Regions from separate parts of the Homo sapiens genome. Here region 2 is linked to region 1. The links are chromatin loops, found by intact Hi-C in ENCODE. Cell type or tissue: CD14-positive monocyte. All regions are shown on one strand.

Region 1 (5,000 bases):
CAGCTGTACAAACTTGGGCATTTGTAAAAGTAGATATAATAACAGTTCCTTATGCACCGACTTATTATGAAGACTGAGAGTTAATAGCTGTAAGTGTATAGAACAGTGCCTGGCTTGTACTAAGCATTCACTGGAGGTTAGCTATTTTTATTGTGCTTCTATTGCTGACTCTAATTGTTTGTATATTTGAACTGAAGAATTCTCAGTGAGTTTTAGAAGGAAGAGAAGATGCTTACATATCACTTGGGTATGAAACAAGAGTATAAATCATACATCTTACATCTCATAACAACTTTATTCACAAGATGATCTTCTTTCATCAGCCCAAGGACTGGCTTCTCTAAACTGCCACATAATTGTCCTCTGCAGTAGAACTCCCCATAGACCATTATGTTTTATGTTTATGGACTTTCACCCAAGACTTTAACAGCAGCAATGGAAGGATTCTGCTAAAATCTTATGTTTCATTTTCTTTTACTTTCGGACCATTGGAACTATTAGAACCCATGATCTATTGTTCGTATATAAATATTACTCTAACCTGGAAAGTAGCTCTTTCTTTATTAAGGCAAATATTTATTTAATCCATGTTTTCTATTTAAAACATCAAAATATATATTTTAAAAATGCATACATTAAAGAAAAAAATGTATGCAAAGAATTTATAACCAAATGCTGGACTTAGCATTACTGCAAAAAAATCCCACAAGTTCTGATTTTCAATTTTGCAGATAGTCTTTACTATAAACATGTTTTAGTATAAACAATTTTTAAAATTATGACTGGTAAATAAATATTTCAGAATGTTATTTATTTATTTAAGTTTGTATATCAAGCATTGCCGCTTAACACCAGATGCTACAGTTTTAATTTGCATTACTATTATTAATTTAATACATTAATAACATGCATTAAATATGAGAAACACACCAATAAATAAAGGAGATACTTCCTTAACTGACTGATGAGATAATTAAACTAATAGCCATGGAATTTTTAAAAAGTCTCAAGTTTTTTCCATACCAGCACCAGCCATATAAAATGTGTGGGCTTTGTTGGTGGATGGGACACAGAATGGGTTTGAGAAATCTGGAGAAGATGGTAGACATGGTGAAAAACAGCACAGATTTTGAGGCCAGAAGACTGGCCTCTAAATCTTATCTCTGCTACATTGGCTATCGGTCTTCTGAGCCTCAGTTTACTCACCTGAAAAACAAGCATAATAACACCAATCTTACAGAGTCATTGGGAAGATGAGTGCTATAATGTACGTAAAGTGGCTAGATCACAGTAGATGCTTAATAACTAGCATCTTATCGGGGGATCATTTTGATTTATTTGCATGCAGATACAATCAGACAGTGTTTGCATTGTTTATTTGTTGTGTTTTGATCATTTAAAAGGCCTATTAGCAATCCTCACTCCACAAGGTTGCCACCTGGGGAGACTACAGGGTTGGCTCATTTCTCTGTTCCACAAAACTTTCTATAGTTCCTGCTCCAAAGCACATTAGAGAAACCATCACACCCTGTACATACTCAACATATTATCATTGATAATAAAGAGTAAAGCACTCCACTAGGTGCTGGGAGACTTATTTTAGTTCTGGCTTCATCTCAAAAGAGCTCTGTGAACTTGGGCTAGCTGCCTACTTTTTCCAGGCCTCAATTTTCTAGTTTCGGGATAAGAAAATCAGATAAGATTTCTTCTGGGAAAATTTCAGTTCCAAAACTGTATTAGGAATTTAATTCTATGATTTTCTGACCTAGGGCATGGGTTCAAGACAAAAGAGAAGAGGAAAAACCTGTAAAAATGACTAAGGAGCTAGGACATAATAACTGTCCATCTCATTTCCAAGAATGTGATATTGACCTGGTTTTCACATGATCCCCTAGAAGCCAAAATCAAAGTAGACCAGATCTAGCTCCCTTCTCTGTGACCAAGGGAAGATTCCCATATAAGCCTTTATCATCAATACCTAAATCTATGATTTATAAATATTCCTCTAGTCCTGTCAATAGATGTGTACTGTGTGCGGCATATAATTTTGTCTATCCATTTTGCTGACCAAAGACTTACATATAAGTTGAGAGTGGGGGTATATTCTGTGGTCATAGATCCTATTTGCATCCATTGAGGTCAGTAGCCATGCCCATAGCCCCCAGATATCATTGGTAAGTGCTAATTTGCTGTGGTAAATTTCTTCCTATAATTGAACAAATAAATAAGTCCAAATTTAAACTCTTCAACTTCTAAATGTGATCAACCATGGTATGAGCCACCTTGGAAGGTGGAGAGTTCCTTGCCCTGAGATACCTAAGAAAAATCTGGATAGACACTTTGGTAGGGGCATTATATGTTGGAGATTCAGATATGGAGTAATCCAAAAATTTTATGATTCTTTGGTTCCATTTACTCTTACCAGGCCCACTCTGGGAATGTGAGTAATGAGTTTTATTTTTGGATATATTAAAAAACAACAAAAACAACAAGTTGTCCTACCCTTTTGGGGAAGAGAGAGAAGCCCGCTGTGCACATGGGCTAATTGAGTCTTTTAATACTAAAGACACTAATATTCCAGGATTCTGAGCCATGGGGTTCTGCATAATGCAATTTAATTAAATATAGATGGCAGCACTGGGGAAAAAAATGTGTAATAGAGGTAACTGACATGCCCAAACCTGGACCTGGCAAACAGGAGGGGCCAAGATCACCTTACTGGTATTTGCTGTGGTACCTGACAATTACCTGCTGGCTCTCTTCTCCTTGGGTCCTCTGCGAATCTGTGAACCCTGCTTATTTTGTGCTCAATTCAGTGCCCACGGCTCAACGGATTGTTCTATGACTAGTCCAGTCCTTCTCTTGGCATGCTGCCTACTCCATGTCAGAAGTTAAAAGGTTGCACTTCCTTAAAATGCAGTATTTTCCAACAGAACCTGCATCAATCAACCAATTAGTATAACTACGCATGCACTGCTCACGGCTCCATGCTGGCTAATGATCACTGGCTTTGTCTTATGCAAGGCTGGTCTTTCCTCGATCCAGCTAAGAAATAACCACTTGAAAGGAAGTGCATGGGGAGATTTCAAACACAACAGGAAGAACATCGTGTCAAATTGCCATAGTCGTACAAAAGGCAGCATTTGCAGCATCTGTCCATACCTGGTAAGAGTGATGGGTCTCAGTTTGAACGCTGGGGTGTGGAGGGTGACTCAGGAATAAAAGAATGGCCTGGTGAAGGAGTGACTGAAGAGGCTTTCTGCCCTAACTCTCACTTCTTGGGCTCCTTAGCAGGCTCTGTAACTACCTCATTTTCCTGATTTCTATGACTTACCCTGGGTCCGTGCTGATTTGCTGCCTGGATGAAGGAGTAGCACAGACCAACATCGGTAGGCGTGAGAGTTGGGTCTGTGCACATAAAGAAGGGTTCAGAATCTGTACAGGACTCACCCTGGCTTCCGGCAGAACCTAAGACGAGGGAGAGAGGCCCATCCCTGGTGTACCTGAAAGGCCAGGTCCGTGCTTGTTAATTAATGCAAGGCACAGTGCTAAGGCCTGGCTTGCCCCGCTGTTCTCTCTCAGGAGCCACAAATGGGTGATAATACCACTAGTTAGAGAGCAGGGCTCACGTCTCTGCTCCTGCCCGCTCCTGTCTGGGTTTGCTATGACCGTCTCTGTTGGAAGAAAACTATTTGGCTCTAAACTAAAGTAAGTCTTATTAACCATCATCCTTTCAAAGAACACGATTGTATTGTTCTCTTTCTACCCTCTCTCCTCTTGCTTTGTCTTTCTTTTGGTTGTTTCGTCTCTGGTACTTGTTTAAGTGGGGGATTTAAATGTTTGGCGTGGTCACTACAGAAGCCCAGACGTAAGATCTTTGAAGCGGTTGGTGAAAAAAGGGAAGTGATACTATTGGGTGAGGGGTGACATCAAAGAGAAGCCTATGTTCTGTTCCCTACGGCGTGGCTGGGATTTTTTACTCCAAGAAAAGAATTAAACAACAACGCTTTCCAGGAAAAGAGTGACTTTCCTTTTTTTGCCCCTCCCATCTTCTTTTCCTGATCCATTCAGACATACAAGCAATTTTGTTTTAAGGAGAAGCCTAATGCAATTGAGCACTAATACTATAATTATAATTAATGAAAATAATAATATTCGAATATCTTATACCCTTTCTGTTTATCTTTGAACAACACAGTAGTAGTTACAAATGACAAATATGAATATTATCCCAGTTTTTCATGGAGGAAACCAGGGCCAGAAAGTCAAATGCCTTGCCAGGGTCATACATCTGATATTTACCATCAAAATATAGTCTCCAGTTTTTCGACTTTAGGCTCAGCATGTTTTTATCTACACCTTGCTGCCTCTTCCCACATAATCTTTTAAGATTAAGTCTTCAGATTCCAGAGTTGGGGCCATGGAGTTACTAAAAGGCCTAAGAAAAATGGGGCTTTGAAAAGGTCATATTCTCATCCTTCTTACTCTGCACTGTGCTTGAGTATTAAAAGGCTGCTTTGAAAATTCACTGGCCCATGATTACTTGACTAATGCCAGTAATAAAATGCATATATCAAAACCACACACTTTTATTTGATTTTTCTCAGCCCATTACTTGTCTTAGCTGAGTGGCCAGCTATGTGTAAGCCTGAATGGTAGGAAGGTTTTCTGGAAGCAATGACCAGTTATGAAGTTTCTGTTGAGATCCAGGGAGCAACTTTAGGTAAGCATATTTTTGTTATCATTCAGAGGGACAAGAGATAGACCTTACATCCAGTTCATCAGTGCCAGAAGGGAGCTTTGCCAACAGGGTCTCCTCTTTGATCACCACCTGGATCTCCTCTGGAATCCTGGGAAGGAAAGTGATGGATGTTGATCAGAATGCTGCTGTGGGCAGGGTTTTGAAGAAAACTAACCAATTGAGTGTGTCTGGCTGTGGGAGAAATTTTCCAATTCCTGCAAATAAGGCCAAAATTATGGGACCATTTCTCTCCTCTTTC
Region 2 (5,000 bases), 190 kb before region 1:
TCCCTCAAAAAGTATTGCTTTCTATCAAGTACCTGGCAGAGAATCAATGGAGAATCTTTTCCTTGTTCTGCTCCATCAAGTTTCACACCATATAAAATTTTTTTTGACCAAGTCCTGCTTGTAACTGAATTAACTGGGGTGCTTGTTTAAAATGCAGACCCCCACCCAGGCACCCCCGCCAACAGACCCTAGCCTTAAATATGGCCTCAAAGTTGGTTGGGGAAAATTTTTGAGCATAGTCCATTGCCCAGCTCTTCAGGGATAATGGTAAAGCCCTAGAATGATGGTGTCTGGGCTGGATCATGTTTTTAACCTCCACAAGTTACTTGTTGTGAAAGTTTGTGGGCAAAAGCAGTTTTGGATGCTCCTAGGCCCAATGTAATAGAGCTACTCCACAGGCCTTAGGGGCCATTCACTTTATGTCTCGCAAGCCCCACCTGAGCCTGACTGAACTTAGCAGAGCCATGGTATGGGCTTGTGCTCTAGATAGAGGACTCAAGTTCCTGTGCAAGGCTTGCCTAGCACAGCATGGATTAGTCTAGTAATAAACTTTTAAGCAAGTCATATTAATAATTCAAAGCCAAATAGGATTTTGCTGTCCTCAAAACTCTTGCACTTGCATTCTTTCCTTTGATCTCACAATAGCCCTGGAAGCAGGCAAAACCAGGGCTCTTCCCATATTGTAGACAAAGAAACTGAGATTCAGAAATGGCAGGTGACTTGTGCAAGGTCACACAGATGGGACTGCAACTGCCTGATCTAAGATTCTGACTCCATTTTCATGCTGTGCTGGATTCCACTGTGCTTGCTGATCTCTCAAGTCATCAGATTTGAAAAGAACATTACTAAGGATGTTAGAACTACATTTTAGGGCTCAGGGATGTCCATAAAAATAAGAATTTCCATCTCTGAATTATTAGAGCAGACACTTGTGGCTGAATGTTACAACTTGAGTCCCATATGTCAAGAAGGCTTGCAAAGTTCATTATAGGGTCCTAAGCCTCCAGAGAAGTTTCCAGTAGTATGTTGACTTGCATAAAAGGGAGAGACAGTGGTGGGCATCTTTTCCTCACTCCATGGTTATTGATGTCACATTGAGAGCTTGAATGTGCCATGGTGCAAGTATTTATACCACAGAAATCAGCAAAACCTATAATTCAGGGCTTTCTCACCACTGTAGAACCAGTTAAACATTTTCCAGCTTATAGCTCATGGTGACTGCACAAATTAGAGTCTGAAAATTCTCCTCTGTCACCTGCGTGGCACAGGCGTTGATTTTGCCTCTAACCACAAGTCATACCCCAGTGCCCATCTTTAAATGGGAGACTCCTTTTATCTGAGCTTGCAAAATCAGATTCATGGGTTTCTACTAATAGTCCCTTGCATTTGTGTAGTTTGTAACGTGTTTTCACATCCCTCATCACTTCTGAACTGGGTATAATCTATTGGGCAGATGTCATCTACCCTTGGTAGGACAGAAGGGCCTGGAGATCTGACAGGTAATGTGACCACTCTCAGTGTCATAGGCCTGTAAGTGGCAGCCAGGGACTTGAACTGGGTCTTCACCTCCTTGTTCTGTGCTCCTTTCCTTTGTACTAGCTACCTTCACCTAGGACACTTGCAATGTCTGGAGATGAAGCCACTGTCTAGGGCGCAGAGAAGAGTTGCCTAGCAGCAGTGTAACATTGGAGTGTGACTTAGCCATTGACAGAAAAGAACAGACATGCTAGCTTGAGAGTATCCACACTTAACTGCTAGTCCCACTTTACTGATCCAATGCAAGGAAAGAAGTCTACTTTCACTTCTCCTCTGTCTTCCATCTTCTCTTTGTTTTTTTTTTTAAAAAAAAAATAACTTTTATGGGTACTTTGTGTCTTTAGGTCCTGCTGAGGGTTCTGAGCACAACAGATATTTGGAGTCTCCTGAATGATGTAGCAGTAATGCCCTGTTCCGCCTGTTGCATAACTCCCAGCCTCATACTGCCTGGTGATGGAATTATTGATTGTTAAGCATTTCACAACACATTTTCAAAACATGCTGAAGGTCAAGAATGGATGACTCATAGGCAGTAACAGTTCCTTCTGCCTCAGTCCCTCTACATGATATTGGTGAGGTTGGTAATGAAAGTCATTGAAGAAATTGAGGCAAAAGTTAACTCTGTCCAATCCTGGCCAGCAGGATTATTAAGTAACTTGAAAAAAATAATTCCTGATACTCTATTTATTTAGTGATTGATCTTCTAAATCAGTTTGTTTTGTTGTTGTTGTTTGATTGATTGATTTTTTTGAGACAGTCTTGCTTTGTCACCCAGGCTGGAGTGCAGTGGCATGATCTCAGCTCACCGCAACCTCTGCCTCCCGGTTCAAGTGTTTCTCCTGCCTCAGCCCCCCAAGTAGCTGGGACTACAGGTGTGTGCCACCATACCCAGAAAATTTTGTATTTTTAGTAGAGATGGAGTTTTGCCATGTTGGCCAGGCTGGTCTTGAACTGGCCTCAAGCAATCCACCTGCCTCAGCCTCCCAAAGTGCTGGGATTATAGGCGTGAGCCACCATGCCTGGCTTCACTTTGTTTTTTAATACCAAGTCTCATAAATAGTATAAAGTGGGAGTTAAGGGATTTCAGTGCTGATTTTGCCACTAACTTGTTCAAAAGCACCAGAGAGTACCACTGAGGTACTCAGCTGAGGAAAAACACTTAAATGATATCTAGGGAACTTTACTGCTCTGACAGTCTGTGATTGTACATTAGTACTTTAGACAGCAGAGAGATAAACCCTGATTCCGGTTTACAGATAATTACTCATCTCTCTGCCTGAGGCCAAGAAAAGCCCTCTGTGGAGCAGTGTGGAAGAATGCCTTAGAGCACAGTAGCAGAGAGTTCCAGACCCGGAGGCAAGGGGATCTGGGTTAACTCTCAACGTTGCCAACTGTGATTTGAATCTTCTGACAGGGTGCTGGGCCTGCTAGCATCTCAGTTTTCTCACCTGTAAAATGGAGACAATAACAGTGTGTGAGCTTTTTTTGGTACAAACGTTAATGCATGAAAAGACCTACAACATGTTTCCGCATGGGCTAGTTGAAAGTTTTGGAGGAAAAAATATCAAGCTGATAATTTTTAAATTTTTTTTTTTGTTTTGAGGCAGAGTCTTGCTCTGTCACCCAGGCTGGAGGACAGTTCCACGATCTTGGCTCACTGCAACCCCCGCCTGCTGGGTTCAAGTGAATCTCATGCCTCAGCCTTCCCAGTAGCTGGGACTACAGGTGCGTGCTACCATGCCCGGCTAATTTTTGCATTTTTAGTAGAGATGGGGTTTCACCATTTTGGCCAGGCTGGTCTCGAACTCCTAACCTTAGGTGATTCACCCCCTCCTCGGCCTCCCAAAGTGCTGGGATTACAGGTGTGAGCCACCTCGCCCAGCCGTAAAATTCTTAATATGTAAGTATTTTCTTCAAAAATGAATCTAATTTGCATAACTAAAGTTTCTGAATGCTTTATCTAGAATAATCATGGGACTGGAAGTTTCTTAATAGTTCTTCTCTAGGTTTTTGCACTTTAAATACCCTGCAGGTCTTTTCATTCTAATATAACATAATCACAGTAATAAGAAGTGTGACAAAGCTCTAGTAGTTCATGGTGCCTGTGCCTCATTCACTCGTCAGCGAAGCCTCCCTCAGCATCCCCTCCCCACATCCATCCCTGCACACTGCACCCTCTCCAAGCTGCTGCCAGCCGTGCTGCTCCCCTGCCTCCTTACTGGAGTGCAAGCCAGTAAAAAAGGAAGCAAATTCGGTTATGTAAAGCACATTCTGGGTAAGGAAAGGCAAGCATGTGTTTCTGCTTGACTGAAATTGGTTTTTTTTTTTCCCCACCAGTTTGTCCTCTTATCGGGATACGTCAGAAATTAGAGAGACCCTGGCAATCACAGCTTCCACCTCCTCATTTTACAAATGAGCAACTAGGCTCAGAGTACAGAAGTGGCTTTCCCAGGGTCACACAGCCAGCTTGTGACAGAGTCAGGATTCAAGTACCATCTCCTGACTTCTCCATTGCACCAGACGTCGATAGAACACAGAGAACCTAAAAGAAGAAAGAAAAAAAAATAGAGCTTTTGGGAATATATTGGGCTTCTGGTTTTCAAGGACAATTTTATGATAAGTAGCAATGATGCCTCAAAAGCTCTGGTAGCTAGCTTGAATGAACTTATGTAATAAACATTTATCACAGAACATGTGTCATCAAACACCTGCCAGTTCTGAGCGTTGGCACCAAAGCTGCTTTCATTGTCAAAGAAAAGAGGGGGAAAGGAACTTGGCTGAACAAAGCTGGCAGACGTTTATACTAGAAAATTTAGAGGTAATTTCTAGAGGAACAGAAACACATTTTCAAAGTCTTATAAAATTTATTTAAATGTGATTGGGTGAATTTAGCAGTTAAAGAAGTGAAGAACACTGAGGTCCAATTGGTGCCTGAGGCTTCTTCCAGGACCCAGTCTTTTCTGTCTGCCTTGGGCACAGATTTCTAGATGCCTGAAGATGGACAGGCCCAGAGGTTGCCCAGAGTGATGTCTGAGATTACTGATCTCTATCTAGGCTTCCATAGAAACACATCCCAAAACGTTCTTGGTTCTTATTGGAATCTCATCTCATTTGCAGAACATGGCCAGAGTCAAAGAGACATGGACCATGTGTCACTCAGACTGAGTCCATCCATACAAAGAGAATTCTCTAGCCTGTATTGGAAGTCAATCTACATCAGCATGACAGGGCATGTAGCCGAATACGTGGCCACTTCCCTTTGGCTACCCACACATTTTTGAACTGCAAGATCTGTTCTTTATCTACTCATCTAATGGTTATTACTGGGAGAGCACTGGACTATAAATTCTGTTGCACTTGCAGGTGTAATGAGCTCTTTGAACCTCAGTTTCCTCACCCATCAGATACTATTCATTATCTGCCTTGCGGACAACACCTAGTTGTTGGGAACATTGCATGAATGG

What was found. Peaks named below come from ENCODE experiments on the same cell type or tissue, not always from the same donor. Only the 100,000 strongest peaks of a DNase experiment are listed, where the experiment ranks them.
Region 2: a loop joins it to region 1, with 4 times the contacts of the local background. A loop is called at or near these places in 2 of 110 quality-filtered maps.

Annotation. Positions count from the first base shown.
Region 1 is chr3:187,772,312-187,777,311 of GRCh38, reverse strand. No RefSeq gene overlaps it. Among named protein-coding and RNA genes, the nearest start is that of BCL6, 29 kb to the right of the region's middle. In CD14-positive monocyte, no CTCF peak of the experiment used is centred here; DNase peaks (open chromatin) are centred at 2,961 and 3,901; H3K4me3 peaks cover 3,078 bases; H3K27ac peaks cover 3,045 bases.
Region 2 is chr3:187,966,083-187,971,082 of GRCh38, reverse strand. LINC01991 (long intergenic non-protein coding RNA 1991) reads left to right here. Exons shown (of 3, transcript NR_135538.1): 2 at 3,874-4,354. Among named protein-coding and RNA genes, the nearest start is that of LINC01991, 7.8 kb to the left of the region's middle. In CD14-positive monocyte, no CTCF peak of the experiment used is centred here; DNase peaks (open chromatin) are centred at 1,992 and 4,762; H3K4me3 peaks cover 495 bases; H3K27ac peaks cover 3,428 bases.